4 separate regions of the Mus musculus genome follow, and all the other regions are linked to region 3. Evidence: chromatin loops called from intact Hi-C (ENCODE). Cell type or tissue: left cerebral cortex. All regions are shown on one strand. Region 1 holds the start of A330102I10Rik (RIKEN cDNA A330102I10 gene). Region 2 has its middle 180 kb from the start of A330102I10Rik. Region 3 holds the start of Sox4 (SRY (sex determining region Y)-box 4). Region 4 has its middle 52 kb from the start of Mboat1.

Evidence for each region. Hi-C counts contacts between places; a loop is a spot of excess contacts. Peaks named below come from ENCODE experiments on the same cell type or tissue, not always from the same donor. Only the 100,000 strongest peaks of a DNase experiment are listed, where the experiment ranks them.
Region 1: it touches region 3 in a loop (10-fold over the local background); 6 of 42 quality-filtered maps call a loop at or near these places.
Region 2: it touches region 3 in a loop (5-fold over the local background); 5 of 42 quality-filtered maps call a loop at or near these places.
Region 4: it touches region 3 in a loop (3.0-fold over the local background); 3 of 42 quality-filtered maps call a loop at or near these places.

The regions. Positions count from the first base shown.
Region 1 is chr13:29,011,260-29,019,259 of GRCm38, reverse strand. It overlaps A330102I10Rik (RIKEN cDNA A330102I10 gene), which reads right to left and starts at 3,005. Exons shown (of 5, transcript NR_045074.1): 1 at 2,869-3,005; 2 at 2,381-2,550. In left cerebral cortex, no CTCF peak of the experiment used is centred here; DNase peaks (open chromatin) are centred at 4,186, 4,667, 4,942, 5,830 and 6 more places; H3K4me3 peaks cover 3,933 bases; H3K27ac peaks cover 2,646 bases.
Region 2 is chr13:29,191,858-29,199,857 of GRCm38, reverse strand. It overlaps a transcript of Cdkal1 not described here. Among named protein-coding and RNA genes, the nearest start is that of A330102I10Rik, 180 kb to the right of the region's middle. In left cerebral cortex, no CTCF peak of the experiment used is centred here; DNase peaks (open chromatin) are centred at 2,720 and 3,968.
Region 3 is chr13:28,953,080-28,961,079 of GRCm38, reverse strand. Sox4 (SRY (sex determining region Y)-box 4) reads left to right here and starts at 7,381. Exons shown (of 1, transcript NM_009238.3): 1 at 7,381-8,000. Gm46405 (a long non-coding RNA gene) reads left to right here and starts at 407. Exons shown (of 2, transcript XR_001780882.2): 1 at 407-2,183. Gm52067 (a long non-coding RNA gene) reads right to left here and starts at 827. Exons shown (of 2, transcript XR_003950714.1): 1 at 752-827. In left cerebral cortex, CTCF peaks have their summits at 1,367 and 3,114 (motif pointing left); DNase peaks (open chromatin) are centred at 2,210, 2,552, 3,101, 7,322 and 1 more place; H3K4me3 peaks cover 3,621 bases; H3K27ac peaks cover 3,122 bases.
Region 4 is chr13:30,080,590-30,088,589 of GRCm38, reverse strand. No RefSeq gene overlaps it. Among named protein-coding and RNA genes, the nearest start is that of Mboat1, 52 kb to the left of the region's middle. In left cerebral cortex, CTCF peaks have their summits at 3,200 and 3,407 (motif pointing right); DNase peaks (open chromatin) are centred at 3,395 and 4,051; H3K4me3 peaks cover 711 bases; H3K27ac peaks cover 303 bases.

The DNA.
Region 1 (8,000 bases), 58 kb before region 3:
TCTGTCCTGCTCCAAATGTGCTTAAAGGAGAGCACTGAAAACCGTAAACTTTGAATCTAGCTAAACATCTCAGCAGGCACAGCCTCAGGAATGGAGTGTAGTGATGTCTGCAACTTGCTTTGAACTGCATCTGAAAATGAAGAGGCTGACGGGTGGAGGGGCGCCGAAGAACATAGATGGCAGAGTAAAAGCTACAAAGTGTATTTATAGACTCTGATATGTGCATGGTTATTCCTACTTTTGTGTTCTTCGTGTTTGAGATTTATCATAATGCAATAAAGGAAAAAAGTTTTACTATAGAAAACAAGTTATTTAAAAAAAAAAAACTCACTCTATAGACACAAGATACCAACCTCAGGCCTGGAGGGATAGTTCAGTCAGCAGATAAGAACGTATATTTCTCTTGCAGAGGACCCAAGTATGGTTGCCAGCACAAAGTGCATATCACACAACTGTCTGTAACTCCAGGGAATCTGGCACACTCTTTGACCCACACTCACGAGTACATACCAACACATTATAGACACAAATGCCTAAAAATAATTTATCTAAGATACCAACTTCTTTTGACCTTACCACCGTCAAAAACAGCTCACCAAAGAATGGAAGTGTTGTTCTTATCTGCTTCTTATTTGTGCCTGCCTTTTTCTCCCTCCCAGACTAAGGCTGCACAAATATAGGTACCTGATAAAGACATTTTTCACTACTACTCACTTAAAAATCATGGAAATATACTGTGCTGTTGTTCTTGTAAGATAATTCAATTAGAGCCACGAGGCTTGATGACAGAATATCCAGTCTGATGATCTGTGAAATGCATCCACATAACTTCGCTAAAAGTAGCTCACAGATGGCTCTGTGCAGATTAATGTATTCTCTAGGAGAAATTTCAGGTCACTTCAATTTGGGTTTCTGCTCCAAGCTGGACTTTAATAATGAAATAGAATGTAGCCTGCATTCACAAAAAGATGTCCAACACAACCAATTAATAAGGGACCAAATTTACACATTCTTAGAGTGCAAGCCATTTCCATTTCTGTAACTTCTATGGGTGGGTTGCTGGGGGATTTCTTTAAACTTTCAGTCACTCTTCCTAACTGATGTTGAGTCTCTGGAGTGCTGGTACCTTACAAGTATGGAGGCAAGGCATTATTGGCACCTGTTTTTTTGCTCATAAAAAAACAACCACAGCAACAACAACAACAACAAACCTCAAACAAAACTGGAAATATACAGTGGAGCCATTTCTTAGGTTTGACTTAAATGAACCCTGCTGACACGTATTTCCAGCACCTCCTTGTTTGCGGTTGTGAGCAGTTATAAAGTCGCCCATTATCTCTCACTCAGCCACTGCATCTAGAGCAGTGTGAGACGTATCTGTGAGAGTGACAAGATGTCACTACTGGATTAAAAATTACATACAGAATTTATGTGTAAAAAATGCTCACTTATGCATAATCACTATGATAAGTTTGTAAAGAAGAATTTGGCTATAAAGAAGCAATGGTATCTAAAATCTTTAAGGGACTCTGCAGTCCCATGTTCCTAGAGGCAAAGCAAGAGAAAGTGCCATTATTAGCAAGCAGCAGCATACTGTAGGAAACCTTACAGATATTATACATGAAACACTAATATTCTTGTACCTACAGCCTAAAAAAACCAAACCCACCCTCATTTTCCAAGATTCTGATGTCTAAATCCTCTTATTAAAAAATAAGCTCCCGACTTGCTATTCTTACCCAATAACGAAGATCGGTTTGTTATGGGTCTCCCCAAATGACTAGCCTGGTTTCCAATTATTCTTGGATAATTTGAAGGTACTCATACCTGTTAAATGCTGAACAGAAAATCCAATCGGTTCACTCCATGACTATCCTGTTCACACCCCAGTTCTTCAATAGCTTTAAGGTGTCAGAAGTTAAATCCCTTGCTGATAAGCAAAACTTTTTAATTACGTTTTAATTACAAAAAAGGGAAGGAGATGCTGGCATGGGCGTAGTGTGGACTTTCACATACTCACAATAGAGCCTCTTTCCGGAACAGGCTACCTAAAGCAGCATTGTGGTAACAGAAGTACTAGCCAGCACACTGCTTACTGCTTTTAAGCAAAGTGTTCACTACATAAAGCTGTTTCCCCCTTTCCTTAAACACTATTAAAGCCTTGGATGCACTCAGAAAGAAAAAATAGAGAGGGGGAAAAAACCTACAATATTTAAGTCATGCTTCAATATGCCATATTTTAACACAAAGTTCTAAGTCTGCCCCAGCATGGTGTGAACACAATGGGAAGAAAAGGCAACATCAACAGCGCATTCCCACTAACATCACACAATAAGGATCACTCATGCTTATTATATAAATAACTAGCAACACAACTTACCTTATGACAAGGTAGGGGCAGGTAGGGGGAGCATACAGTGTGGGTAAACCAGGTGAGTGACTCACCACGGAACACATCGGGGCTGAGTCTCAAGCACAATCCCAAGGTTTTAAGAGAGGGATTTGGGACCTTCTTCTCAAACAGTTGTCATTCATACCTCCGGTTCCTCCCTGAAATATTCAAATACTGATTGGCATGCTGTCTCCATGCTATAAGGACAATTCCAGAAACCCCAGTGTCTGCTAAATGATTCCGCTCTGTTCCCCAGGGAGGATGGATAGCCCCGTGCCACCTCCTCAGAATGGCATAGTCACCCCAAGACGAATGAGCAGGGCACTCTGCCAGACAGAAAGTTCTCTTTAGCACAGACTTCTGTGCGCTGAGCAGACACAAACACAGCCAAGTAGCCTAAAAGCCTTGATGCATCAAGGAATCAGGCACACAGCCTTTCTGAAAGAGCTACGTGGAGTGGCTGCCGGCTTTACTACCTGAGATTCAATCGGAGAGGTTCTTAATGTTCCACAGGGATCACAAATCCAGGAAAAGAATTTCTTATGGAGGAAACACAACACAACACGTGCATGTGCACTCGCGCACGCGCGCGCGCGCGCGCGCACACACACACACACACTTGCACGCACTCATGCACGAGCACGACATGCGTACGCACACACACCCCATCCCGGCTGGCTTGTTAAATCCTTCTCCCAGCACCAAATCTGCCCTCTCCTCAAATAGACCCAGGCCTGTATATTTTAAAATTTAAGAAGTGTATAAATTAACAAGTCACTGCTTGCCATTTTCCCTCAAAAGGCATTTAGGACAAAGCATTAGGAAAAAAGTAAAAATATAAAAAAATACAAAGATGAAAAGCCGACGAAAGAGACATTGTAACTTAGAAGACCGATCTCTGCCAGACTGTGTGAACCAAGGGAGCACACACAGTACACCACTTTTGTTCTGTCTTGAGAGAGATCCACGGACAGGGCACCAGCAACACACAATGGGTATTTAAGCCAGTCAGTCTTAGCAAATTAGGTAAATTAGAGATCATTCGATGGCATTCTATTGTTGCTATTGTAATCACAGTCATTTTCCCCGGTGACGGTGCTTCCTGATGAAGTGCAGTCCTCAGAGTGTAATTGTGAAAGATACTGAACGATTCGGGGGGATGCGACATCTGCTTTTAAAAGCTCTTCAGATTCAAATTGGCATTTTACTTTATCTTGAAAATTTATTAGAGATTCAGCTCATGCCCGGTTTAAATGGGAAGGTGAAGGCAGGGTAGTTTCCATCTATGAATTATTCAATCTCTGCCTGGCAAGATTGCCATCCATGAACGGATGCTCTGACAGTCCCTTCGCACAGCCTCCATTACGCTTGTCATTTTTATTTCTTTATCTACGATCTCTTTCTCAGTTACCCGGCTACTCCCTTAGGGCTTGGCTTCACAAACCCAGTATTTCAAATTGGCAATAACCACAGTGTGCTGCTTTCTCCAATCGGCGTCTCCACAGGCTGTCATTTTTCTTTTTCTTTTTCTTTTTCTCCCGCAAATCATTAAAAGCCACATCCACAATGATCTCTCTTAGGCTCTTTGGTTTGATGAATTTTACACACACACACACACACACACAGAGAGAGAGAGAGAGAGAGAGAGAGAGAGAGAGAATCGCTGCAAAAAAGAATTATGTTCTTCTAGCATCACAAGAGAAGTCAAGCGTTCTTTTTTGTTGTCAGAGTGACCCATCCTGGGAATTAGCATAGCATCACACAGGAGGGAGCCAAGGCTATTGCAGGCTTGCTGGCATCCTGATTTGCAGCCCAACTTGATGAAGGCTCCAAGACTAATCCAGACCATTGTGTGCTTAGCAAGCACAATTAGTTAGGAAAATAAGAAGTCATTAGATGACCGAAATTAGACTGTCAGTCTTCCAGGCTCCACCTGCACACAGACCAAAGTCCCAACGACTCTCCACTTGATGGCTGTTTGTGTCCCTGCTAGCCGACAGCTGTCCTGCATCCAGAGAGGACTAAGATTGAGTTAGGCCAATAAATCTGGTTTCTCCTTTAAAGCATGATCTAACTGAGGAGTGCGGGCGGGGGGGGGGGGGGTTACGCCAGTCCCATGACCAGCCTGCAATGGGAGCTGGAGAGTCCCACAGTGCCAATGTGATGAGTTGCCCAGGTCTGAGTCAGGACAAATCATGCCAAGATCATCTCCTGAAGGTACCATAGCATGGCACAAGAACCCGCCTCCCCACCTCCAAGCCTACTCCCATACAAGGTGGGCAAGCAGTTGAACTCCACCACTGCCAGTTTGCTCAGCAAGCTCCAAGCAGTACCTGCCCAGCTGAGAATTCACGCTGCCACGTCAGAAGCCACCGTGAACATTCAGACTGCATCTCAGCTCCTGGCTACCCAGAGGTAGTGTTCTTCCTATGGGAGAGAGGCAGTATAGGCGGCAGCAGGAAAAAAAAACAAAAAACAAAAAAAAACAAAGTTTACAACTCTATTGCTTTGTGCCTAGCTGTTTGCCTCTGCTTTGCCGCATCTCGACTGGCAATCTGCAGGAGCAGGAGCTGGCATCTGCAGGAATGCAGTATGACACAGCAGTCAGCTGACTTGCAGGGTGTTATCATTCAATGTCCTGAACAGGATCGGGACAGTTTCTAAGGTGGTACTAGGCACATGACCCTGGACATCAACGGGGTCCTGCAGGGGGCTGCAGGACTGCGGGCTACATCTGTCCAGCTGGCGATCATTTCTTCCATGTGTTTGTGCCAATGCAGTGTTAACTCAAGACTGAACGAATTATTTCCATCTTGCTTTTTTTTTTTTTTTAAGCTGACAGGCCATTCCCGAAAGTGACTTGACTGTTCCATGAAGAAATGGGTTAAAACCATCACTGTCCATATCACTTGGGTTCCTTGCAGTGTGTGTGGAAAAATTCTTGCTGGTGTTTTCGTTTTAAAAACTCTCTTCTTTCTCCCCTACCCCTTCTATCCTCTCCCCCTCCCCCCTTCTTCTGTCCTTAAATCAGGTAGAAATTGTCTTAAGCTACAGGGATGCTATCATGAACTCGTAAATTGTACCTAATACATTGGTTAAGGGCAACGGAGAAAACTCGAAGGTAAATTAGTCTGGCAGAAGCCCTAAATAATGGTCATCGTTACGAAGCATCACGTTTGCTTCTGTTGTGAAACTCCATGTGCGTCTCAATTAATGTGACAATGGAGCCAAAAGCTTCATACAGGTACTGCCCCAGCGGTTTGAGGAACTGCTAAAATAAGCAAGCAGTCATTATCAGGCATTTGTTTAACGACTGTAATCCTACTGCATTAATTTAACTTGCTGCAATGTTTAACAGAAAGTCAATTATAAATCTGAGCTAAAAAAGAATAGCGATGGGAGAATTCGCATGGCACCGTCCTCTAAGGGCATAGCCTCTAAAGAGAACTTCCTGTTCTCATCATTTAACAGCACTCCGAATGGGCTGTTTGCTCTACTGGAGCAACCCACGAGCAGCTCCGCCCAGGTCAGGCTCTGGGATGCTGAGCGGAATGGTATAGACCCATTTTAGGACACGCCTACAGGTGATTGTGCTAAGGACGTGTGCGTGCATGCCCTGGGGTTTTGGTGATCTTTTCTCTGTTTCCCACTTATGAATTTTAGTTTTCTGTTTGCTTCTTGAGACATGAATCTCACTCAAAAGAAAATGTTTCCGGACAGCAGGCAGAGGAGTCAAGACTAGATGAAGAAACGCCCTCCATTTAATTATAGTATTAGATGGCATCTGGATCCCACTTTTGTGGTTTATGGAGAAGCGCTGAGAAGTGTTACCTAGGGAGAACAAAATCTGGACTCAGTTGCCCTTTTCAGCTCATAGTAATATAGTTGAATGGTCTCTTAGATGTGCCTTGCTAGCTCAGTTGGTAGAGGGATTGCCTTACTTGAACTAAACCCTGGGTTTGATCCCTAGGATCCCATAAAACCAGTTCTAATGGTCTATACCTGTATTCCCGACATTCAGGAAGAAGAGGTGGGAAAATCAGAAGGTGAAGGTCATCCACAGTTACATAAGGAACCTGAAGGATGACCTGGGCTATCTGAGACAGTGAAACAAAAACAAATAGGCAAATTGCTAGAAGATAACCTGCTGGTAGGGAGCAAGCCCTACATGGTTCCCATCCATGACTGTTGGCTGACTCCTCAGTAGTTACTTGAATTTTTCGAAAAGGAAATTCAGTTTCTCTTGAGGTGGGTCCTTGATGGTGGAATCATAACTGGGGGGCTCAAGGTTATTAGGGAGGTCGATTCTCCTGCTTTATCCTGTGTGCCCAGGGTCCTGACCTGCTGGTGGTCATAGGGAAGACTGGAGCTAAAGCAGAAGTCAGGAAGGGTGGTGGTCAGTGTGGGTCCTTGTGGCAGTGCCACCCTCATGGCTCTTACCTCCCTTGAAGACCTCCTACTCCACGTTGTGATTTGTTTTTCCCTTAGGCCGTTGTCCAGGACAGAACTGAAACATTGGTGTGGTTACAAACCTTCCCTCAGTTTGATGGTTCCTCATTGTTTCAGCTTCTCAGGTTTTATATTTATGTACACAAGTGTGTGTGTGTGTGTGTGTGTGTGTGTGTGTGTGTGTGTGTGTAAACTGGAGGTGGGTGTCCAGTGTCTCCACCTTATTTCCGTTGTTTAGTTTTTTTCTCAGAATTTGTTTTGAAAATAAAAATTTCATTCAATATTTCTGATCATAGATCTCCTGCCTCATCTCTCCCCATATCCTCCCTACTCACCCAACTCCTTGCGTTCTCTCACTGTGTCTCAGAAAACAAACTAAAAAATAAAAGGAAACAAAATAAAGCACAAAAAAGTCCAAACATACTCAGCCACATGCTACTTACACACACACACACACACACACACACACACACCAACACCACAAAATCAGAAACCATACTATAATCAGCAGAAGACCAGTAATGCCCAAAGAAAGCAAGAGGAGATAGATAAATAAATAAGAAAGAGAGAGAGAGAGAGAGAGAGAGAGAGAGAGAGAGAGAGAGAGAGAGGAGAGAGAGAGAAAGAAAGGTCTCTGAAAATATCATTGAGTGTGTTGTGTATTTTGTGTTGACCTCCTATGGTGGAGCCTAATTCCCTTAAATGTGGTTTGTATAATGTGGTGGTTTGAATAGGCTTGGCCCTGGAAGTGGCACTATTACGTGCAGCCTTGTTGGAGGAGGTGTGGCCTTGCTGGAGGAAGTGTGTCACTGAGGGGTGAGCTTTGAGACCCTCCTCCTAGCTGCCAATAAGACCATCCTCTATTTGCCATTGGAACAAGATATAGAACTCTTGGCTCCTCAGCACCAAGCCTGCCTGGATGCAGCTATGCTTCCTGCCTTGATGATTATGGACTGAACCTCTGAAACTGTAAGTCAGCCCAATTAAATGTTGTCCTTATAAGAGTTGCCTTGGTCATAGAGTCTCTTCATGGCAATGAAAATCCTACCTAAGACACATCCCCAGTGAGAATCCTTTGAAGGAAATTAATTTGTCTGTATGTGAGTGTTTGTCAATTGCTGATAGGTTAGGGATGGGAGTTCATATTCACTTCCCCCTC
Region 2 (8,000 bases), 240 kb before region 3:
CTTTGACCTTGACTGTCTGCTAGTTGTCAGTCTCTTGGCCCTTGGCCGGCAGCACTGCCTCTGACCTTGTAGATGTCCCGAATGCTGTTGGTTATATTAGGCTGTCTTTGTTTCCAAGATGTGGCTGCAGTCTTTTCTTGGTTAGCTCATATTTAGACCCCTGTCTGTGAGGCAGCCTCTCAGATCTGGTTAGAAGCCATCCTTACTTATGGTGCCTTCTGTCACAATTAGCTGCATTAAAAGCAGGACAAGGGTGCCTTGCATACATTCCTCAAGGGCTTTCAGAGGAGCCAGCTGGATTGCTGTCACTGGCCCAGAGCCCTTCCTTTTTTCTTATCTGTCTAGCTAGCTAGGTTACCGAATACCCTCCTCGCCATACTCCACACTGCTTCAGACTCTGCCATTTTAACCCCAAACCTTCTCTTTAACTCAGCCTCCGTCTCACTGCAATGTATACAGGCAATTTACAGTTGTTAGTATGGGGCCCCGCGCCCCATCCTTGCCTCTCCCCCACTCCCCCAGCACATCCCATACAGTCTACAGAAGAACTAGCTCACATCTCAGTAGCATGCCTGTCCAGGAGGCATAAGGCTTTGGGTTTGGTTCCCAGTGCTGCAAAAATGAACAAGTACATGATATCAGACAAATAGGTCCAGAATAGATCTAGTATACTAACTCGAATCTGTAATCCCAGCATTCAGGAGGCTGAGGCAGGAAGATTTTAAGGTTAAAGCTAGGCAGGCCTATTTCCAAACAAACAAGAGAAAGAAAGAAAAACCTATGGTGACAGGATTCCCGTCTCAGGGGACTTCTAAACTCATATTTGGCCATTGTGCAACAGTTACAATACTGTTGTGAGGAGATCAGCTACCCTGGGCTCTGCCCCAGTAGCGTCAGAAGAAAAGGAGAGCTGAGAAGAGAGACTTCTGTTCCTCCCCCCCCCCCCCCACACACACACACACTCCCCTGTGAGAAGAGGTATTGTGATCATAAAAAAAAATAAAGAAATATTAACATAGGTTCTGAGGTGTGTGGAGGAAGGTATTGGGGAAGGAGGTCCCTCAGCGGGTCCGTGCCGAGGCATCCCTTGCCCCTGAGAGACCAACTAGAGTTTATTCAGGGCATGACGAGGGTAGTTAAGAGAGTAGTAAAGGTAGAAAGAAAGGCAGAGAGAGGGAGAGAATAGAGAAGTAGAGGCCAGCCATGACCGCGGGGAGATGGGGGGCGGGATGCGGAGAGAGGGGGGGGAGAAGGGGGCAAGTGAGAAGCAGGAGTAAGAGAGTAAGAGAACAAGAGGGACAAGAGAGGAAAGAGGGGGCAAGCAGCCCCTTGTATAGTGGGCCAGACCTATCTGATCATTGCTAGGTAACTGGGGAGGAGCATACCTGGCTGTTGCCAGGAACTGTGGGGGTGGAGTTCAGACAGAATACCAACAAGGGGGACTCCCACCCCATATCCTTCAGCTCTTACTCCTCTACACCAGCCTCAGAGCACAGCGTCCCTCCCGCTATCCCAGCCTCTGTGCAAATAAGGAATTGGGCAAATCGGTGGGTCCTTTTAGGTAGTCCTTGGTTGTTGTTGAAGAACTGTTTCCAAACTCCCGCCCCAGACCACGAGACAGCAAACTCTGCAGGTGCTCACGATCCCTCTTTGTGAAGGGCGTGGTATTTGTACATAAACGGCACAGACCCTCGAACACACTTGAAATCATCCATAGGTTACTCAGAATGCAATACAGATGTGGGACAGGCAGCTCTCCTGTTGTATTATTTAGGGAACGGCAAGAAAAAGCCCATACTTGGTCCACAGAGGTGCAGTTGTTCAGTTGGTTTTGTTTTGCTTTGTTTTCAAATATTTCAATCTGCCTTTAGTTGACTTCATGAAAGTGTGGAGCCTGTGGATTTGGAGGGCTGATCATATGATGATCTGGTTTCAGTTTTAATCAGAATTAAAAAAATTTTTTTTCAAAGAGATAATTCGTTTTCCCCCCTGTGGAGTTAAGTTCCAATATATGATGAAGGACATAGACCACTCTCCACTAGAGCATCTTGGGTTTACTGTGGATTGGAAAAAAAAATGTTTGAGGACGCTGTATTTTTCTCTTCCAGAAAACTAGACAGCATTGAGAAGCAGAAAAAGAGAGAAAAAATAAAAAACAAAACAAAACAAAAAAGATACAACATTGACTGCTCATAACATGTTTTACATATTTTTGGTGTGCTTTTGGGTTTGTTTGTTTGTTTGCTTAATCTTCATAAAATAACCCAAATGAAAGAGAGTGTTGTGCTAGCGCCATCTTACAGGTAAGAAACTTAGCCTAGGGACCTACTAACCCCTGTAGCTGGTGAAAAGCCCTGCCTAGTTCAGCCAGCCACTTAGTGAGTAGAGATTGGCTTACATCACCTGGCTGGCTAGTGGAAGAATCAAGGTAGAAACCCAGGCCTTTGATTACAGTTACCTCTTCCTGCATTGCTCAATCTTTGGAGGTGAAGGACCCTTCCAAGAGGTCCTTTAGCCTTCAGGAAGAAGGCTCCAGTTCTCCTGGTGCCTCGGGAAGAATGGTAGTCTGCCCATATCTACACAGGCAGGCCCCCTTCTTCCTGTTTTCCCTCACTCTCCCATAAGCCACAGCACAGAGGCACGTGGAACAGGCTGTTGAACTTAAGCAGCCTGGCTGGCATTAACTCAGCAGACAGAAGATTGTCCAAAGCCTGGGCATCCCCACAAATTCCTGCTTGCTTCCTATCCCAGCATGACTGGGCTATGTGTAGCTCAGACAGCTCAGGCCATAGTCAGAGAAAAGCTTGCCTTCCGGATAGTTGCCACAGGGCCTAGCAACCGCCGAAGAGGCTGGAAAAAAAAGGAATAGTACAGGCTCTCCTCCCTCTCTTCTGTCCCAGATACAGTGACACACCCTGCATGTGTGTGACTATTGAGGCCTCAATAGCGACTGGCTTGTGTCTAGCTGGGTAGCCTCGGCTGGATCAGACCTGGGTTGTTTGAAAAGGAATTAGAAGAGCGGCCCAGCCGCTGATGATTATTCATCTTTGCAAGCTTCACTGAAGCACCAAGGAGAGCCCCTTCTGGGCGGGTCTTCTAGGATGTTTGTAGAAAAGTTTAAGGGAAGAAGGAAGACCTACCCTGAATATGGATAACAAAGAGTCCTGCACTGATTCAAGCCGAGAAAGGAAGCTGCCTCTTACTCCTGCAGTGGAGATGGGCACGATACCCCTCAAACCAAGAGCTCAAATACACCCTTAGGGATTTTGTTTTTTGTTTTTTGTTTTTTTTTTTTTTTTGAGGGGGGGGAATTGTTTGTTTGTAAGGAGTTTAATTACTTTGATATTGAAATGAAAACAATAACAACAATAACAGAAAACAAATAAAGACTCGTACATATTTGCATTCTGTTCTGAAAATGATTTGAGTTGGGGCTGCGAATGCTAAATAGCATCATTATCTTTTGCATGGATAGATAGCTCAAAATGTGTTTCAATTGAATTTGAATAAATGTGACACCAATTTTTCATCTTATCTAGTTTAATTTTCATGTACTTATTGAGCTCCTGGAAAGTAAATACTTTGCCCCCGCCTGTACCGCCCATTGTGTCTAATATGCGTATGTTTTCGCATATACTGGACATATCTGTTTGCTCACTAATGTTGGGCAAGCGATTAAGAAAGCACATGCTAGCTGGGATTATCATGACAGAGTCTTAGTTTGTTCTTTCATTCTACTAAATACGAAATCCATCTTTACATTTTTTTTTAAATTATTAAACCTGCATTGGCCAAATCTTCCTAAAAAGCAACGCTTCTGATTGCCTCCCTGTTCCTGTCCTCTCCTAGCTGTAGACAAACAACATGTATTAGCATAATCGAGATAATTAAGGGCAATGCTAGGTACTGTTCTCCTCCAGGCTTCTGTAGTTCAGGGACTGCCAATTTCCTCTCCCTCCTAACAGCCTGGAGGCGTGGAGATTAACACCTACAAAGTGTGGTGGCTTGAATATAGATGAGGGGAGAGACAGGCTGCTGCCTTTGATTAAAACATTAGAAGAATAATTATTACAATAGCAAAATGGCTTAGCCCTTCTGCTGGGATTCAGTTTTTTTTTTTTTTTTTGGTTTGTTTTTGTTTTTGTTTTTCTTCTCCCGTTTACTATGTGTCTCTGAAACTTTTCCCTCACATCTTCATAGAACAAATAACTATCTCTGTGCATCTTACACTTCAAGTTGAGAACGTTCTGTATGGTATTACATACAGAGTTACCCCCACCATCACCTCCATGTCTGGGTAATTTTTACTGTTGCTGAAGAGAGCAAAATATTACTTCTAGAAACCCAGCAGGCATTTTATTAAACGATTGTACCAGCTGGGGACAAATGATTGCCTTTCTTGAGACTTCCTTTCAGAATTGGATGTTTTCATCTCGGCAGGAAGGACCAGTTAGGGTTCTTCTCTAGGTGGGTTTTTCAGCAAGTCCACCCAGTCCCAAATCATAACCAGCGTTCAAAGCCATTGGCTGCCGTTTCCACACCCAGGTATGATTACTTTAAGCTTGGGAAGTGATTTCACCACCTCCTTTTCCTCTGTTGCAGGCTCTGGATTATTTATGAAGGCACAAAGGGAGAGAGAGACACATTGGACAAAATTCAAATGTGATATATGTACACGCCCCTTCTTTGGCTGTGATTTGTGCAAAATCACATCCAGGCTATAGCCACAGCCCCTGGGGCTCATCTCTGTTCTGAGGTACAAGAAGCTGGCAACGCGCTTTTCACACAGGACAAAGCCATGCTGGCTGTTGATTCTAAAGGCCCCATCATCCAGACTCTTGTGCTGTTATTGGAAAAAAACATGAGACTGGCCAAAAGCAGCTCAGGTCACATTATCAGGTAATATCTCCATTCTGTATATTTAGTTGGAAAATAAAGCCTATCAGGACAGTGTAATTTAGAAGGGTGGAGCGAGCCACATAATTTCCAGGGCAGGGGAAGAGAGTGCTGTTTGGGGCATTTTTAGTGGAACTGATCTGCTCTGGCAGTAATTTCCAGCTTCTCCCTGCACCAACACCCCTTCCCCGCCTGCTTTAATAATGGAAAAAAATACAGCCCAAGACCCTGACCGTCCAAAAGCAACTGCTGGAAACCCTGCCTGTTGATCACTTATTAGAACTTGTTTACTGCTTAGTGTCTTGCGAGGTATGTGTTTGTTAGGAAAATTAAGTGCCTCCCTGTAGCAATGTTAATTAGACTAGGCTTGTTCAACTCCAGGGAGGGGTGTTTTTGGGTCATTCCATCCCTTCAAAGTCTGCTATGCCTTTTGACTTAGTTGCTTAAAAAAAAGGAAAGAAAGAAAGAGAGAGAGAGAGAGAGAGAGAGAGAGAGAGAGAGAGGAAGGAAGGAAGGAAGGAAGGAAGGAAGGAAGGAAGGAAGGAAGGAAGGAAGGAAGGAAGGAAGGAAAAAGAGAAACAGAAAAAGCCCTCGATGTAATTGTGTGAGTTGGGAACCCAGATCCCTGCCCTGAGCTTGTAGATGCTCAAAGGAGCCAGAAGGGGAATGAAACCGAGATAACATTTCAATGTTGCAGCGGGGTTCAAGGCGGGAACACGTTAGAACACAGTCTGGGATGCTGTTTCAGTAGCTCCGTCATCATGCGTGTTTCCACCATCTCCAGCATCATAAGGGGGTAGAGCTGAGTGTGGTTGCGATTTTCCTCTGTGAAACACAAGTTCCCAGTGAAAGTGAGTGGCCCCTATGACATGCTAGTGACTCTTCATTGTCAACTCAGCTGGATTTAGTATCACCATGGAAACACACCTCTGGATGTGTCAGTGAGAGTTTTTTCCAGGAAACTTTAACACAGTAGGGACGCCCCACCCTGAGTGTGAATGGCACTATCCATGGGGCCTCTGACCAAACAAAAGGGAGAAATGAGAACCAGCAACATCCATCTCTCTCTCTCTGTTTCTTGATTGTGGACACAGTGCCACCGGCTACCACAAGATCCTGCCACCATGCCTTCTCCTCCGTGACTGAGTGTGACCTTACACTGTTGAGACAGAGTAAACCTTCCTTACTCATGTCACTTTTGTCAGGCACTTTGTCATAGCAACACAATGGAAACTTACACAACTGACTTCTCCATTTACCCCAGCTGCCTGATGGGACACCTTTCCTCTTCACTTGCAATCTTCCTTCCTACCCAAACAGTTCTCCATCACGACCCCCATTAACACACCTCTGTCCTGGTCCAGAACCATTACACAGGTCTCAGTGGTGGGTCTGGAGGAAGGTCTTTATACTTACGATACGGAACTACAGAAGTTCAACACTTCTTCAGTAGTTGAATCAGAATCCCTTGGGGGTCAGCCATGGTATTAGGCTCTAGATCCTCACATGACGTGAGTTTGTGGGCTGTACCCATGGGTTTGGTGATAAGGGTGAAGTGAAGGCCTCACTTAGTCTGTGGGCCTCAACTGTGTGCGGACTCCTATCTGGTTTTGTCAAAGAAGCCATTGTTCGAGTTTGATAACACTTGTGTCACCAGTAATGTGGATTTTAATTGGTAAGAGCATGATGGTACTATTTCCTGGTCATCCTCACTGCGAAATCCTGTAGGGAGGTGAAATGTTCATAGTTATGGCACAGGTATCTCTGGGTTCCCAGTCATAATGCCTTCAAAACATTACCAAAATGTTTCTCCAGGGATAGAAGTTCTTTGATTGACTCAAATAAAACAGCCTGCACTTGACATCATAAAAAGAAGTGTTTCTTCATGAAATATGAACTTCAACCAAACTGTGTGTTGCATCTCAGCCAGAGCCTATGTCCTCCACTGAAGAAGTTATTAGAGAAAAAGGCCAACCTTCCATTTGGACGGTCACCAATCAGATTAGCAATTCCTCTTAGAAGGAAAAACAGCAGAGGCAGTTATGTGCGGAGACTTTGACTGAACTCGGGCCTAGGATGTGACAGGTCCTGTCAGTTGTCACTTCACTGGGTCAAGGCCTGATCAGAACCTGTGCTCTGTCTAATCCAGGGCTTCAGGTTGGTATTTCTTCCCTGAATGACCTCTCTGTAGTTTGTGGTTTTGCTCAGTGAAGGTTTTTCCAGAAGCCAATGTGAGAAGCATGGGTTCTAAGAGCTTCTTTGATGAGAACCTTAAAATGATCTGGCATCCAAAATGTTTGGAAAACTTATCAGACTTTAATCCCTACTTGGGGATTCATAACAAACACAGAAGGCCTTCTTAAGCTCGGGTCATGTGGAGTTTCTCAAACACATGTGACTCCAGAATGTCTTTTTTCTTGCCAGCTACACGGAGAGAGACGTGTTCTGGAAAACACTGACACAACAGCAAACATTGGATCTAAGAGGCTGTGTCTGTGTCTCCACTCACTTTCTGATTGATCCTATCAGGAAGATATCAATGAGTCTCCATTATCTACATATAGAATGACTCTACACTACACTGGTCCGATCTGTCTGTCATGCAGTGAGAAATAAATGCCAATGCCAACAGCTCTAAGATAATGACAGGGGCCAGTGAGAGGGCACAGCACATAAACTCTTGCCACACAATCCTGATGACTTGAGCTTGACCCCTGGGACCTAAAGGACACTGACTCTTTAGAGCTGTCCTCTGCCATCCACACATGTGTGTCTATTCTCCAATCACACATCATACACACTATAATAATTAGTAATAATAAGCAAAGTAATGGGCTATTAAAATATTAATTTATATATGTATATGCCATAGATACAAAGAGCCAGCTTACTACAGCCTTTTCAGTAAAGCTGGTCCATGGCTTTGTTTTATAAATAAAGTTTTATTAGAACACAGCCATGCTCGTTTATTTACACATCATCTATGCCTAAGGATGGGCTGCAGTGGCAGAGCTGAACAATTGAAGCAGATGAACAATTCCTCCCAGGAAAGTGAAAGGCAAAGGCAGTTGCAACTGGCAAGGAACAAAATGTGCTTTTTCCTG
Region 3 (8,000 bases):
CACAGCCTTTCAGGAGTTGCCTGTCCCTGCCTCCTGTCTAACTTTCGAGTGCTGAGATGACAGGTACCTACATCTAGCTCTCTTATGTAGGTCCTGGGGAGTAAACTCAAGTCATTAACCTTGTTGTAGCAAATGATTTTACCCACTCAACTGATGGCCCAGTTGCCTTGATGGTCTGTGTGGTTGGTTGGCTGGACTTTTTGTTTCGAGATAGGATCTAAGCTAGATAACTTAGGCTGGCCTTGAACTCATTATATAGCCCAGGCTGGCCTCCAACTCAGTGCTTGCCATACTTCAACCTCCCAGATGCTAGGACTATATGCATGAGCCATCAAGCCTAGCACCGTGCATATTTAAATTGTATGGTTTGTATTATACACTATATAGATTTTAACACATGGTACATTGGGAATGATGTCGATTTTTAAAATACATATATAGTAGGTAATGTCACACACAAATTTTCTTTCATTTAAGGTTACATTACACAATGCATGGTGGCACAAGCAAGTCTTTAATGCCAGCTCTTAGAAGCAGGAGGTAAAAGAATCCAGAGTTCTAAGTCATTCTAACTGCTCAGATAGTTCAAAGCCAGCCTGGGTTGCATTCAAACTTGTCTTTAAAAAAACAAGTGACTCGACATTTGTACAACACAGTGATATTTCAGATGATGTTTGTGAAATTGAGTTAAATTTGAGTGTTGTAAGGATGAGCCTTCATTTATTTGTCCCGACAAGCCAAATCAACTTACTTATGGAACTAACTTAAAGCAGTCTGCTTCTGTAAGTCCAGGCTGTCCTTCAACTTGTGTTTCCACAAGCTCTTGCCTCAACCAAGTGCTGAGATTTAGGTGTGTAAACCATTTGAAATTATTTTTCACTTGGGCTGTGTGGGACAAACAGCCCACAGAGTCTTGTGCTTCAAGGACTTCTTTTAAAAAAAAAAATCATAAGCTACTAGTCTCCAGTTACTCGGCCAGACACCTCCCTCCTCTTGCCTTCAAATTTGCCTCTTTACAAAAGCTGCTTTGCTGGCAGTTCAGTATGAATTTATTTTACAGCATATACAAGGTTTTCTGGTAGCTTGCAGTTCCTGAGAACTGCAACCGAAGGCTCTTAAGCTGAGCGGGGGACACACAGTAGGGCACTCACTACGTTGATTGGCAGTTGAAGTGGCAGTTGGTGTGGAGTCGTCGCTGCCACGGGTACTCTTATCTTTCCTGGCCACACCCCTGGGCCCAGGAGGCAGCTCTGAACAGATGGTGAGTCTCCGGTGCCAGGTGTGCAGCGCGCCCTGCGCTGTGTGAGGCACAGGGCTCTTTGGTCCTTGCCGCACCCCACCCATCCTATGCCCGCGAGCGCCCCCAGCGCAATGTGTGTCTCGGTGCTGTCCGCACGCGCGGTTAGCCGAAGGTGAAAGGCTGGGAAAAAAGGAACCCTAGTGCCAGGCAGAACCCGCCACCGGGCCAGCTGCTCGTGGCGAGCACGTTCCTCCCCTCCTCTGACTCCCATCACTTGGCAGCCACCCCAATCGCCTGCTCGCCCCTCTGCAGCAGCACACACGCCTTCGCACTTGCTCCCCTCCCTATTCTCTTTTCTGACACTTCGTGGCTTACATGGACCACTCTCCAGCGGGATGCCCTTGGTCCCCGCCCGTCTCTTAGCCTTCAAGGTGGCTCTCCTCGTTCCCTAATATTTGGGGAACTCTAGGCGGCTTTTTTTTTTTCCATAATCGTAATCATTTGCTTGCCTCCTGGGACTCCAAACTGTAATTGCTTTTACGTGTCTGTGGTCTCGAGGACAAGGAATCCACTGAGAGATGGTTTGGGGGTGCTGGGCTGGGAAGAGGATGCTCTATTCCGATTCCGAGTACCGTTTGCGGGGTGGGGGCTGCAAGGAGGAAAGTGCGCTCAGCCTTTCCTTTATCCACCCTCCCCCCGTCGCCCTCGGCAAGGGCTTTGGGGCGCCTTCGAGGTCCTCTGTGGACACACAAACACCTCAATCTTCCTGATCAGGCTAGAGCCTGGAGGTGGGGAACTATCTGGTTCCTTCGTTCTGCCCCTGGGAAGAAGCCCTGGCCGCTGTGCGTGCACTGCCCCTCCCGCAGTCACAGTGAGAGCTGAAGCGTGAGTCCCAGACCGATGCAGATGGCACGCTATTTAGTCCAGGAGAGGCTCACAGAGGGTAAGGGGCTGCTGGGCACCCGAGTGCACCCAGGGAACCAAATGGCTGTCGGTTCCGGTCAGTGGCGGAACTGGGCCCCAGCGGCTAGGTCCAGGCTGGAATCGGGGGAGGGGTGCGTAGGGGGAGGGACTGGGCGAGATCCCCCCTCCTGGAGTGGCTGCTCCAGCTGCCACTTGCAAGGAGGCCCGGGAACTGGAATAGGTGGGGGGGGCGGGGGGCGTCACCAGCCCATTCCTGACCGTAAACCTCCTCAGAAGGCAGTGGTGAAACGCCGCTGCGAGCGTCGCCCGAGCCACGTTTACAGTAGGAAAGACTTTCCTCCGAAAAGCACCACCGGAGTCGATTGCAATTTAGCTCCTCCCAGTAAGAGTCACAGAGAGGCAAGGCGAGGCCGGTGCACCGGGAGTCCTAGGCGAGCTTGGGCAGGACCCCTGTTGCTGAGCTCCACGGGGCGGGCGTGCCGGGCTACGGAAACCATTTCTTTTCAGGAGCAGGGTTGGCCTTTGGGACTCCTGTGGTCATGCACCGTGTGTTTCTGCCGCCGCCGAAGCAGAGCGCGCAGCTGGCGGAGAAACCGCATTCTCGCTCCTACCCGCCCGAGGGAGATGACCCGTGACCTCCCGAGTGAGGTTACCAGATCCGAAAGGGGCGTCTCGGCTTCCCCAGCCATGGGGGTTGAGGGGGTGGGGGGTGGGAGGTGGGCTGGAGAGGTCGGACGAGCAAACAGGGAGCAGCAATCGGTTACCCTAAACTTTGTCTTACGGGGAATGGGGGGATGCCCAGAATTCACCAGCACACCCACCGGTCCTTGAAACCCGGAGAAGTGTTGGGGGTTCACTGGTTCAGGAGACCAGGAAGGGACGGTTGGATCTTCCCCCACGTTTTCCCACGTCGCTGCATGCTCAGGCAGGCTCAGCGCTGCCACCTGGCGGCTGCCTCTCCCGGACTGGGAGGAGCTGTCTGCACGCACCAGTTCCACAGATCTTGAAGGGTGTGCCAGGCCTCTATCTGGGGAAAGGGCAGAAGCTCCAGTTAATGCTTCCTATCTATGTGGCCCGTGCAGACACACTTGTTTTCTGCTTGTTCTCAAGAGTAAGAGGGAAATGCGTTGGCGTTGAACGGCATGGGTATAAAGAGCTGACTTGAGCCTGCTGGTTATGAGGGGTGAGAAAGTGGTGAAATTATTAGAAATATATGTTTCTTATCTCTGTGTAGTCTAACAGTGAATATGAACGACAGCTTTCATTTATCCTGCTTAATATTTTTCGAATAAGAATTCAACACACTGGTCTGGAGAGATAACTCAGCCCTTGATAAAGGCTAAGGCTCACAACCAAAACCTAAAAAATACTGTTTCAATACAGCCCCCCTTTCCTAGTCCAGTTTCAATACAACTTCCTCAGCACCAAGAATGGAGTAGTGCAAGGGGTTGGGGGGTGGGGAGCAAAATCAGCCCCAGTGAAGGGTTGACCTGAAAACAGGGCTGATGGCATTCAGTTTCCCAGAGCACTTCCAGTCAACGAAATTAACAAGAAGGCGTCCTCCACCTCTGTTTATTTGAACTGAATGTTCAAAGCCAGAGGGGCTCACACACTCAGTTTCTACAGCCAAAGCAAAGCACGATTCTTGGAAAATAGTGCCAAGCCAGACTCGTGAAACTAATTTCCATGCAGGTTTTCCTCCCTCTATGCTATCGGGACACATTAAGAAGTCGAGGTAAACCTTCATCCATACCCCATCCATACCATTCTGTAGATGTGAGGTTTTATGTTGTGCAGGTGTGTAGGGGCAGGAGAAGCACATTAGCAGTTATTACCCTCTCATGTCGAATGGATTGCATTTAATGGAATAAAATAAATATCTGCCTTAATTCAAGACGTGAAAGATCTAATATCATTTCCAATAAAGACCATTAGTTGATGATTCTAAGGCAGGACTTGTTTGCAAAACAATCCTGGCTCTCTGTTCATAGAACTACAAGGGGAGCGGAGGGAAAGAGCACTGAGCACTGACTTACTAGGGGCCACCAAATAGCTAGTATCTGGGGGGAACGGGGAGGTCTCTGATGGAGAACTGATTACAAAGCTTAGGGCATTAGGTAATGAGACCCAGAAATCTTAATATCATGATTTGGTATTAAGTCCAGTGCATTCTGGTGTATATGTACTTTAATCAAAAGCTATTTGTCACATCTTTTGTCACATGTTTCCATGCTCTAAGAACAAAAACAGTCACACTTCAATAACTCCAAACTGTCAGGTATATACTCTACAGGATTACATTGTACAATGGTGTAACTAGGTCAACGGATGCTACCAACACATATTTTACCAGGTCTAAGAGAAACATAGACACAGGGGGTGCATCTCATAGTCAGGGGGACAAGGAGGACCTTTAGCAGCTCGTGAGTTGGCTCAGCCGGTACAGGCCTCTCTAGGCCAAACCTGGCAATGTGAGTTCAATCCCCAGTACCTGGATAGTGGAAAGAGAGCACTGGCCGCACAAGATGTCCTCTGACCTCCATCTATGCACAGTGCCAAGCAGTGGACTCGCATACAAAAATTAACTTAAAATGGTTTATCCCCTTTTCCTTAAAGGCCTTTTGTCCTTTGATGGCATATACTATTACAGTACACCTTAAAAGTCTGTTGGGTTTTCTGACATGCATCTAACAAGAAAAATCAGGGCAGGAATTACTTTTTTGATATGCTCTTTAAATTAAATATGTGCATTAAGCATGAGTGTAACTATGAGGGGTGATTTACACCACTGGAAATACCACCAATTACACCAACACTCATCTTTGCCAAATTATCCAACATTGTTGAATACAGATTGTACAAGGAATACATCTCCTTATTTTTGTCATAATAAAAATACTGATTTTGTAGACAATAGACCTTTTAGGATAACCCAGATGCCATTTTGATGGCATCTTAAGAAGGTACATCTGTGGGTATCAGAAAAAAAAACAAAAAAAAACAAAAAAAAAAACACATATGCCTTGCAAAACACTTTTCTTGGTGGAGGTTTTTTTCTTGAAGGAGTGCATACTATTTTAGGATTTCCTCCTCTGGGAATTAAAAAAGGGCTGTGATGGGTAGCAAATAGTCAAAAAAAAAAAAAATTACTTGCTTTTTACCCACAAAACATTCTTGCCTGCAGTTGATCTTAGAGACCCAGTCAGCTGTCTCCATAGGGTACTCTTTCCAGTAAATGTCTAATTCTTGACACCCTCGGCCTCCTTCCAGCCTAAATACTCTGAATGTGTGACAAGGTAAATGGAAATATACCACCCAGCACTACTGTGCTCTCAATCAAGAGCTGGCTCTAAGTTGGCCTCCTCTGTTACTAGCCTGAGGGAAATCAGTTTATCATCGTATTAAAGGTGAGTTTTCACTAGAGTCCCAATGCTCAGATCTTGGGAAAAGGGTGGTTTGTGTAACTAAGTTGTTCTATATTCTAAGTATTATCTGCATGTGTTCGCTCTTTGAGACAAGGACTTGGGTAGCTGGAGCTGTCCTGGAATTCTTTTTTTTTTTTTTTTTCCCTTGGTTTTTCGAGACAGGGTTTCTCTGTGTAGCCCTGGCTGTCCTGGAACTCACTTTGTAGACCAGGCTGGCCTCGAACTCAGAAATCCGCCTGCCTCTGCCTCCCAAGTGCTGGGACTACAGGCGTGCGCCACCACCGCCCAGCTTGTCCTGGAATTCTTAAGCATCAGCGGATGATCTTGAACTCCTGATCTTCCTGAAGGCACCTCCCAAGTACTGAGATAACAAACGGGGACCACCAAAGGGGCTTTCGATTACGTTTCACCACCGGTGACCACCTCCCACCTTAGTCTCTCGAACATCGTGCTGCTCTTACTAGAAGTGGCATTTGCATTAGGGAGAACTCGGAATGTGTGTTAGAATCCAGAGGGCTCAGGACACACATCCGTGGTTTATAATCACACACTCACCGGGCACTAACACAAGCCCTCTATAAAGCTCACAAGGTTCCCAAAGCACAGAAGAGGAGGACAATGAGACCCAGAAAGAAAGATCAGGAGAGGGACTTGAGATAGGTCCAGCAGCCCACTCCCCTGTGCCACCCCTTTCTCTTCTTGGTCTTTTAGGCCCAATTGCTTCAAGTAGCACAGACACACGGGAGACAATGGGTAAGAAAGAGAGGGGGAAGGAGAGCACATAGCGAACCCATCTATCCTTTGGATATTGTGGAAAACAAACATTTAGAAAGTGAAGTCAATCCCATCCTGTATTCACCATGATCGCCCTATACAGAAATCACACAAAGTCTCTTATTGAGGTAATTATGGGCCACTGCCTTAGCGTTCCACAGAAAATCTTGTTTGGCCTACCCAGGATTTATAGGGGAAGTGAAATCATTAAATAACTAGTTAACCTCTGTTTGGCAAAAAGAGTAAGTAATTACTGAAAAGGGGAGAAAGAAAAAAAAAAAAAAAACCCTGCCTTTCACAAACAGCACAGATAGCATCCTGAAGGGATTTACACAATACACCAACGTTTGTTCTGTACCCAGAGTTGTTAAAATAATTGTGATGACAGGTGTCTAGGTACCACTTTCTTAATGGTTTTCAATATCCATTGATTTATTATTGTGGCTCCCCCCACTTACATCTCTAGCTCTAAGAAGGGGCTAAGAAAAGAGATTTTGCACCAAAGGCTGATTCTTTATTCCTGGGCTGAAAAGAACTAATAAAAATAATCACTCGGCTTTTAAGCAGAAAGCTTCCATTTACAGTATTTCACCCTTACCCCCCCTCCAAGCCCCTTGTTATCTAACATAATGGCTAGAATACATTTCCGTCTCTCCCCTTAATAACTTCATGCATTAACATCCTCTTCACACATGCGCGTGCGTGCGCGCGCGCGCGCGCGCACACACACACACACACACACAGAGGCAAACGCGCGCGCACCCAGCAAAAGGCGGAGGTGGGGGGGAAAGAGGCAGCAGAAATCTCAGCTGTACTTCTAGCCCTTTTAAAAAGTTTGCTCTGTAAATTGGAATGAGGTCAGATTTGGAGCTTCTCATTGCACGCGGAGATTATTATTGCATCGGGTTCCAAGCCAATGGGAAGGACGGGGGAGGGGCTTGGCACGAGGAAGCGTTAGTTACAGCGGCTGATTGGCTGTCTGAGAAAGGATAAAGAAGCGCGAGGCGGAATTGGGGTCTGCTCTAAGCTGCAGCCAGAGAAACAGAGTGAGGGGAAGAGGGCCGTCTCCCTCCCGGTTTCCAGTTCTTGCACGCTGTTTCTTAGAGAGTCTGCAGTGGGGGAACTCTGCCGGTAACCAGCTCCCCTTCTTGCAGGAGGGAGGGAGAAACATACATTTATTCATGCCGGTCTGTTGCATGCAAGCTTCTTGGCTTCCTACCTTGCAACAAAATAATTGCACCAACTCCTCAGCGCCGATTCCGCCCACAGAGAGTCCCGGAGCCAGAGTCGCTTTGGCTTTGCACTGCAGGAAAGGGACTTAGGCGCTAGAGACGATGTCGCTTTCCTGAGCTACCGCGAGCTCTCGTGAACTGCAATCGACTGCTTCAGGGAAAGGGGTGGGGGAAAGACTTGCCCCGGAGGCGGCGAGAAACTTGCGTTTGGAAGATACTCCGGCTACCAACGTTTGGAGAAACTCCTCGCCGCGGCCGACTCCAGCCTCGGTGCCCGCAGGGAGCACTTCAGCGGTGAGGGAGGACGGAGGGCCTCGGGGACTCTAGGTTGGCGGCGGGAGGCGGCCGCCCCTGGCCCGCGCGCCGCTCAGGGGACCCTGGTCTCCGCCCCGGGGAGCCCGCAGG
Region 4 (8,000 bases), 1.1 Mb before region 3:
GAGGTGGGCAGGTTGAGAGTTGGAGGTCAGTCTGGACATGGGGAACCCTTCCTCAAAACAAGTGACAAATGCATGAATAAATATTATTGTATTATATTACATTAAGAGCAAACCGTGTGAAGTATAACCTCCATCTATGTAATAAATAAAAATACAGACAGTATGCACAAAGAGAGCCATAAACTCTTAGCTCAAACCCTGGGCCCAAATGTGTTTAAGGCAGATTGATCCATTTAAAAGTTATCACAGGGCACCTGTAGAGCTGCACTGGGACTGAAGACAGCACACCGTGATCAAACAGAGTAGGACCACTACAAAAAGAACGTAAGAATTCACACTAAGTAAAATAATACATTACAAATAGTCCCTTGTGGGCACAGATGGGGTTTGCTGCCAGGAGAATTGCAAAAAAACCACCTTTTGTTTTCGGAACTTTGGTTTCCTGAATTGCAAATGGAGAATTACAAACCTGAATCAGGCCACTAATATTAGTCAGGGGCAGCAGAGGCTCCTAAGACCTTAGCAAACAAAACAGACTCTCAGGCAAACATTACTAGACACTGATAAATAATGGTGTTTGTAAGGACTTTAACTAACCTGGACAACATCACAATTCTACATCTATGTGCTCTTACTCAGATAGCTGCCAGCCACACAGACCCGTTGATAGTGGGATGGTACACAGAACAAACAAATTTCAATGTGTTCTATCTCATCTGCTTGGTGTTTCTGAGCGCTTCATCTTCCTAGGCACATTATGATGAGTGGACACTGAGTGGGTGATGAAGCAGAGCTGGGGGACTTTTCATTTGAGGTTTTAAAGGAGAGACTGTGGACCATGTTCTTTGATTACCTCCTCTGAGTTACCAGATTCGAACAAATGAAGAATGACATCTGTTTGCAATGAGAGGTGAAGCGAGGTGCCCAGAGTCAGACCACTGTCTTAGTCATGTTCTACTGCCATGAAGAGACACGGGGACCAAGGCAGCTCTTAAAAAAGAAAGCATTTAGTGGAGGGCTGGCTTACAGTTTCAGAGGTTTAGTCCATTATCATGGTGGGAAGCATGGCCCCACACAGGCAGAAAGGTGCTGGGGAGGTAACTGAGAGCTATAGCCTGATCTGCTGGCCAAGAGAGAGAGAGAGACTCTGGGCTTGGCATGGTCTTTTGATGTAGTACTTCCTACGATAAGGCCACACCTCCTAATTCTAGTGACCACCATTCAGATCTATGAGCCTATGGGGGCCATTTTTATTCGAATGATCACAACAGCTAAGTATGAGAGTTCAGACTCCAGTTCTGTTCAGATCCTAGAGATCCAAGACTCTTTCAGTATGTCATAAAGTATACCCAAGATAGACTTTCCGTGCACAGCCATAAATGGTCAGCTGTACACATCCCTTGCCATAAGGCTGTAGGTAGCATGGCAGAAGAGGGAAGAGAAACAGTGAAGTGCCAGCCTGGGGACTGGGGCAAGGTGAAACAGTATCTTCTGGAGGTGCCAGGATGCCCCCTGCGCTCATGAAATCACAGCATCTGTGGATGCTAAGATTGAGCCATTCAGTACCCTATCATGAAGAATGAAGGGGCTTCCAAGACCTCACACGTAGCTGAAGACTGTTTGACAGTTGATAGCTGCTTAGAAAGGAGAGAATTATTTTTAGAGGTGTTGTACTGGGTGGTTTTTAGGTCACTTGACACAATCTAGAGTCTTTAGAGAGGAAGGAGTCTCCCTTGAGGAAATGCCTCCATGAGATCAAACTGTAAAGCATTTTCTCGACTAGTGATCAATGGGAGAGGGCCCAGCCCATTATGGGTGTTGCCATCCCTAGATTGGTGGTCCTGAGTTCTGTAAGAAAGCAGGCTGAACAAGCCCTGGGAAGCAAGCCAGTAATAAGCAGCACCCCTCTATGGTTTCTGCATCAGCTCCTGCCTCCAGGTTCCTATCCTGCTTGAGTTCCTGCACTGACATCCTCCAGTGGTGACCAGCAATGTAGATGTACAAGCTAAGGAAACCCTTTCTTCCCCAGCTTGCTTTTTGGCCATGGCAACAACATCGCAGCAACAGAAACCCTAACAAAGACAAGTGTGATCTATAGTACGACAACAGTGCTTCAGTGGATGGTCTCACACCCGCTCACATATGGGCAGCACAAATAGTAATCAGTGGGCTAGAAAAGAGGGGATACGAAATTAGGTAGGAGTGGGTCTGGGGGGTCCAGGTGGAGGAAGGGAGGTGGATGTTATTGATTGAATGTTATATACATGTATGAACTTTTCAATAATAAAAACATTATATAGTATATATTATATATGTATATATTGTATGTGTTTATATTATATATGTATATACATGCATATATATTATATATATATGTGTGTGTGTATATAGAGACATTGTCCCTTGCTTAAGTAAAATTTAAGTGACACCCATTAAATAAGCTCAGCTGTAGCTAGGACCATAGGTTTACATTTCCAAGAGACATTATACACAGTGTCTGTGCATGAGAGACCCTGTAGAAGAGTTGATACAAATGCCGTTCCTCTGTCAGCTTTATACTTTCTCTTTAACATCAAGGCAGCGCTTCTCAACCTTCCTGATTCTGTGACCCTTTAACACAGTTCCTCATGGTGTGGTGATTCCCAAACATAAAATTATTTTTGTTGCTACTCCATAACTGTAACTATGCTACTGTTGTGAATCATAATGTAAATAGCTGACATACAGGATATCTGATGTTCGACCTCTCCTAAGGTTTAGAACCTTAAAACTTAAAGCAACTGCTAAGTGAGAGAATTTACAATCTCAAGCCTGTTATTTCTCAGGCGTAACTATGTATCTATCATCCTTTGGCATTTTGTCCATTTGTTTATTATGTAGCCCTGGTTAGGCCCGAACTTGAGATCCTCCAAGTGCTGAGATTAGACACCAGCCTGTGCTACCACTCTCCACCTCCAGGTTTCTGTTTGGTTTTACCTTGTATTTTTAAGGAAAGAAAAACAAACAAACAAACAAACAAAACAAACAAAAACTATCGCAGCCATTTGGTGGAGTGAAGTTAAAAGCGTGGATGAGAAGAAATCCCTTTAGCCTTCTTGATTTTCTTCTATTCACATTTTCTTACAACCCTCTGTAAAGCAGGAAGAGGAAAATAATTACGACTAAAATTGGCCACAGTAACAGCAGTTGCCACAAAAATAAACAGTCAAAAATACAATATAGAAACAACAGCAATATATTTGTCCTTGTGTTTACAGAACATTACAGACTCCCCGAGAAGAAGAGGGGAGCAAGGAAATCTTCACCAGGGAGATCCCAGAATATTCTAGACCACGCGGGGCTGGGCTCTCTCACAAAGAACCTTGGAGCTAGGCGTGCATCCTCACGATCCACCACAAGAGGGCGGTCATCAAAAGCGAGTGAAAGGTCACCCTGCCCTCCGCAGACACCGGAAGAGTAAGTCCCGCCTAAGGGGGTTGAGACTATTTTTATAATCAGAAGCTGCTGACAGAGTTAGGAAAACATGATCCAAATTAAGATTTTCTTCCAACCATTTTGGGGTTGTTAATCCCATCTCAACAATTAATTCCTAGAGATTTATTAGCAGTAATAATAAATTGTCCCATCTGCAGGGCAAAACAGAAACCAAATTAATTACTTACATGAAGAGATGTTAGTAATTTGCTAACATTAGGTAGATTTTATTTTAGGTACATTTTACCCAAAATATGGGATAAGGGAAATTCAGCCTGCATTCACCTTTTTTAAAGATGTGAATTTAAACGGAATCTAATTACTGAGAAATGAAAAACTTGAGTATAATTCTCACTTGTATTACTCTATAAAAGCCCTTTCCTCGCCTCTATGTTTTTCTGTGTCTTGCCAGGTTTTTCATGGAGAATGTACTCCTTAAAATGGCTTCCTCTGACACAGTTAGCTAAGGATTTAGACCTGCCGATCCAAAACCATCTGGCTTCCAAGTGCCAGCCAGTCCCCAGTAGCTTGCTCATTCTTGCTTTCTGGGATCCATATTTCTGAGTTGAGAAGTATTTTCGTGTCTGGACCATGGTACCACTTTTTTACTAGTTTTATAGGCAACCTTGGTTCCTCCTAACCTGTCTGTGGTCCTGTTTCCTTCTTTCTGAAATGGCAAACAAGAATTGTCTTACTTCATCAAGGGACGGTAACTATTTGACGTTGCTTGGTGTGTCAGGGTCCGGGATCTGCTCTGTGAATGCTAATCAGAGCCATTATTAGTGAGTTTTCAAATATCTGCTGAGCACCTACTATCTGTCCATGCACAAAATAACCAATGGTTCCTAACATGGTGGGCTTGCATTCTAGCGAGGAGGTGACAGTAAACAGCAGGCATTCCAGGCAGTCAAGAATGCTTTGAAGCAAGAAGATAAGCACTATGGGAAAGAACGTAGAGCAGGATATGGAGGCTTGCGGGGACTGATAATGGTTAGGCTTGCGAGGACTGATAATGGGTTTCGGGTTTTTTTGGTTTGTTTTTTTAGGGTACTTGGGTAGACCTCATTTAGAAGGAATGGCTTACATACAGAAGTTGGGGGCGTGGGTGTACCACACAGCTCTGTTGGAAAGAACACCCCAACCCTTTCTAGTGTTTTAAGATTTATAGATTTACCCACTTCCCTCCACCGTCCCCACTGTCATGACATAGACACAGATTAAGGCCTGGGCCCAAGACTAAAACTGTGAACTGCCCAGCTTTCTGAGTAACAAATGTCTGAAAATTCTGCGCAACCTGAGGAGCTCTTGTCTTCAGTCAACCACAATTTGTCCTACAGTGTGTGCTTAATCTGCCAGGCAGGATCCAGATCCTACAACCCTCCATCTCTGTTGTCAGCATCATTGCTCAGAGGCCAGTCTCTTCATCTCCTTCTTCATACGCCCCAGCTATATAATCTAAAAAACACAAAACCTTTGGAAGATGTAGAATCATTACTCATGTCCATAGACAACTCAAGATTGTCTTAAACTTCTTTTAATGATTTCCAAAATGCTTAACACAATTAATGATACACATATACACTTAATCCCTGTTGAATTGATGGGAAACCACGTTTGAAGGAAAATAGTGAAACTTGTAATGTCAGTTTCTCCCATCTGAAGGCCCTTGTTGATATTTTATAAACTATACAATATAATTTATGTGCAATGAGTTTGCTCTTTGCTGTATGCACATCTCTGAATATATGTATGTATGTATATATATATATATATATATATATATATACATACATATATATGTGTGTGTGTTTGTGATATATATATGTGACTACTGTCCTGATCAGGACATAGAACAGTATGTGACTAAACGTGTTTCCATGTCCCTTGGCAGCCATGGGACCTCCTTGGACCCCCAGGAACCACTGATTTGCTTTCTGTCCCTGGAGCATTCTCTTTTTTCTCTAGAGGGAATAATCTGGTGCAGAAGTCTGGCTTTTTTCACTTAGCATAATACAAATGAGGATGAGAAGTTTGTCCTTGTTGTGCATATGAGTAGTTCGTTCCTTTTGCCAAGTGGCATGCTAAGATGCATGGATAGATTGCAGAGTTTATCCTTTCAACAGCCAGATGACATTTGGAATTTGGGCTGTTTCCAATTTGGGGCAATTATGAATAAAGCTGCTATAATCCTTCATGTCCAGGTTTTTGTATGAACATATGCTTCCATTTTCCTTGGCTAAACACGAAGAAGTGCAGTTATTGGATCATGTGGTATGCTGAGCATTTGAAGAAAATACCACACACTGTTTTCCAGACAGAGTGAGACCCTTACCACCAGCAACCCCACCAGCTCTAGCCTTGGCTCCACTGGCACGTGACAATGTCACTTTATTTGATGACTTTATTAGTTTTTCACGATTCTAAAAAGTTTGCATCATGGTTTTCATTTTCATCTGTCCAGCAATACTGTGCTGCAAGGAACAAAGCCAGGGCTTCTCAAATGCTAGACAAGCCATTGAACTATAACCCCATCATGGCATGGTGGCACTTGTCTTCAATCCCAGCACTCAGGAAACAGGCACAGGCAGATCTCCAAGTTCATGGCCAACCTGATCTATGTAGTAAGCTACAACCCCAACCCCTGAGCATCTTCTTTGGTGAATATTTGTTCCAATCTCTTGCTACTTTTAAATGGATTACTTTGTTTTATTACATCTGAATATATATTCAAATAATATATAGATACAAGTAATTTATCAAATATATGTCTGCTATAAATATTTTTCAAATTCTATGGCTTGCTCATTTTTAAAATACTCCACAGAAGAGAATCCACATTCGTGTATAATCTATGAGTTTAAACCTATGCCCTGATTCTAGCATGTGTATAAGATACCTATACAAACACAATACAGAAGTCAGGTGCAGTGGGTCACATCTGTAATCTTGACACTCAAGAGGTGGGTAGAGTGATTAGGAGTTCAAAATGAGCCCAGCTACACAGTAAGTCTGAGACCAGCTTTGGCTCTATTAGAGCCTGTCTCAGTCGTTCTCAACTTGTGGGTTGTGACCCCTTTGAGGGTCCAATGATCTTTTCAAGAACATTGGAAAACACAGATATTTACATTATGATTCACAACAGTAGCAAAACTACAATTATGTAGTAGAATTTGTGGTTGGGGGTCACCACAGCATGAGGGACTTTATTAAACGGTCACAGCATAAGGAAAGTTGAGAACCACTAGAGTATCTCAAAAGAGGAAGAGAAGGAAGGAGAGGAGAAGGAGAAGAGGGAGAAGAAGAAGAAGAAAAGGGGGGGGGAGGAGGAGGAGGAGGAGGAGGAGGAGGAGGGGGTAAGAACCTCCATGGACTAGAAATTCTAATAAGGGCTAATGAATTCTGTCATGATTCCCTTTATTTAGCCTGTCTCCTCACCCCATCTTCTGTCAACCTTTTCTTTTACCCTATAGTTTTCTATAACACACACACACACACACATACACACCCCACTCTCTAAATAAATCAGTAAATAGACTGCTGAGATAGCTCAACCAGGAAAGTGGTGGCTAGGGTGTATGGGTCTGGGGATCATGGCAAGGGACACGATTTAGCCTGCCGTTGTAATAAAGACAATTTTAGACCATGACCAAGGCATATAAAATTTGGTCCCATGTTTGTATTAGAACTGTAGTTGGGATTTGGGGACGTGAATGAGATAGGGTGCATGACTTACAAGGAACCATCATGAGCAAAGGCCCTGGGGCACTGTGAGGATTCAGAGAGGGGAATCGTTCACGGGCTGGACTGTTAAGGCCTATACGGCATTCTGTACTAGTGAGGTTGCAGGCTGGCAAGATCATTTAAAAAGAACCAAATAACAGGGAGCCTTGAACACTGGAGGGCTGGTGCTGACCGAAAGACAGCACTGTTTCTTGAACAGGAAGTGGCATCTCGGAAGCCATGTTGTAGGAGGATCCGCTCCCTTGGGATGGGTGCCATTTTTCTACGAAAGAAACTTTACAGCCCTCAGAACATTGATGCTTCTACTGTTAAGTCTCAAACCCTGGGACAAAAGGCTGAAATGCCTACTTAACATATCAAAGCGAACCTGGCTGCCTGCTTCTCTCAGCATCTCTCAGCCCCTACTAGTTAAGTTCCTCCTGGTTTGCTTACACTGAGCTCTGCCCTAAACTTCTCCAGCCCAGGGGCTGGCTGCCCTTTCCCCAGCAGCTCGTCCCTACACAATTCAGCCATTTTGGTTACCCGCCCCTTTTGTACCTTGGCCTTATTAGCGTCTCTGTCTGATTCTCCTCTCTCCCCTCCCCCCTTCTCCTCACATGGCTCAGGGTGATGTCCGCTCTGGCGTTTCGCAGATGTCTCTGGCTATGCTCTCCCCTCTACCTACATAAACCTTTCCTCCACACGCCCTGAAGCAGTCATGTTCTTTCCTTTTATTCTTTTTCTTTCTTTCTTTCTTTTGCCTCACCTGTCTCCACTCCAGGCTTCCTGCCTGCTAGGCAAGCACT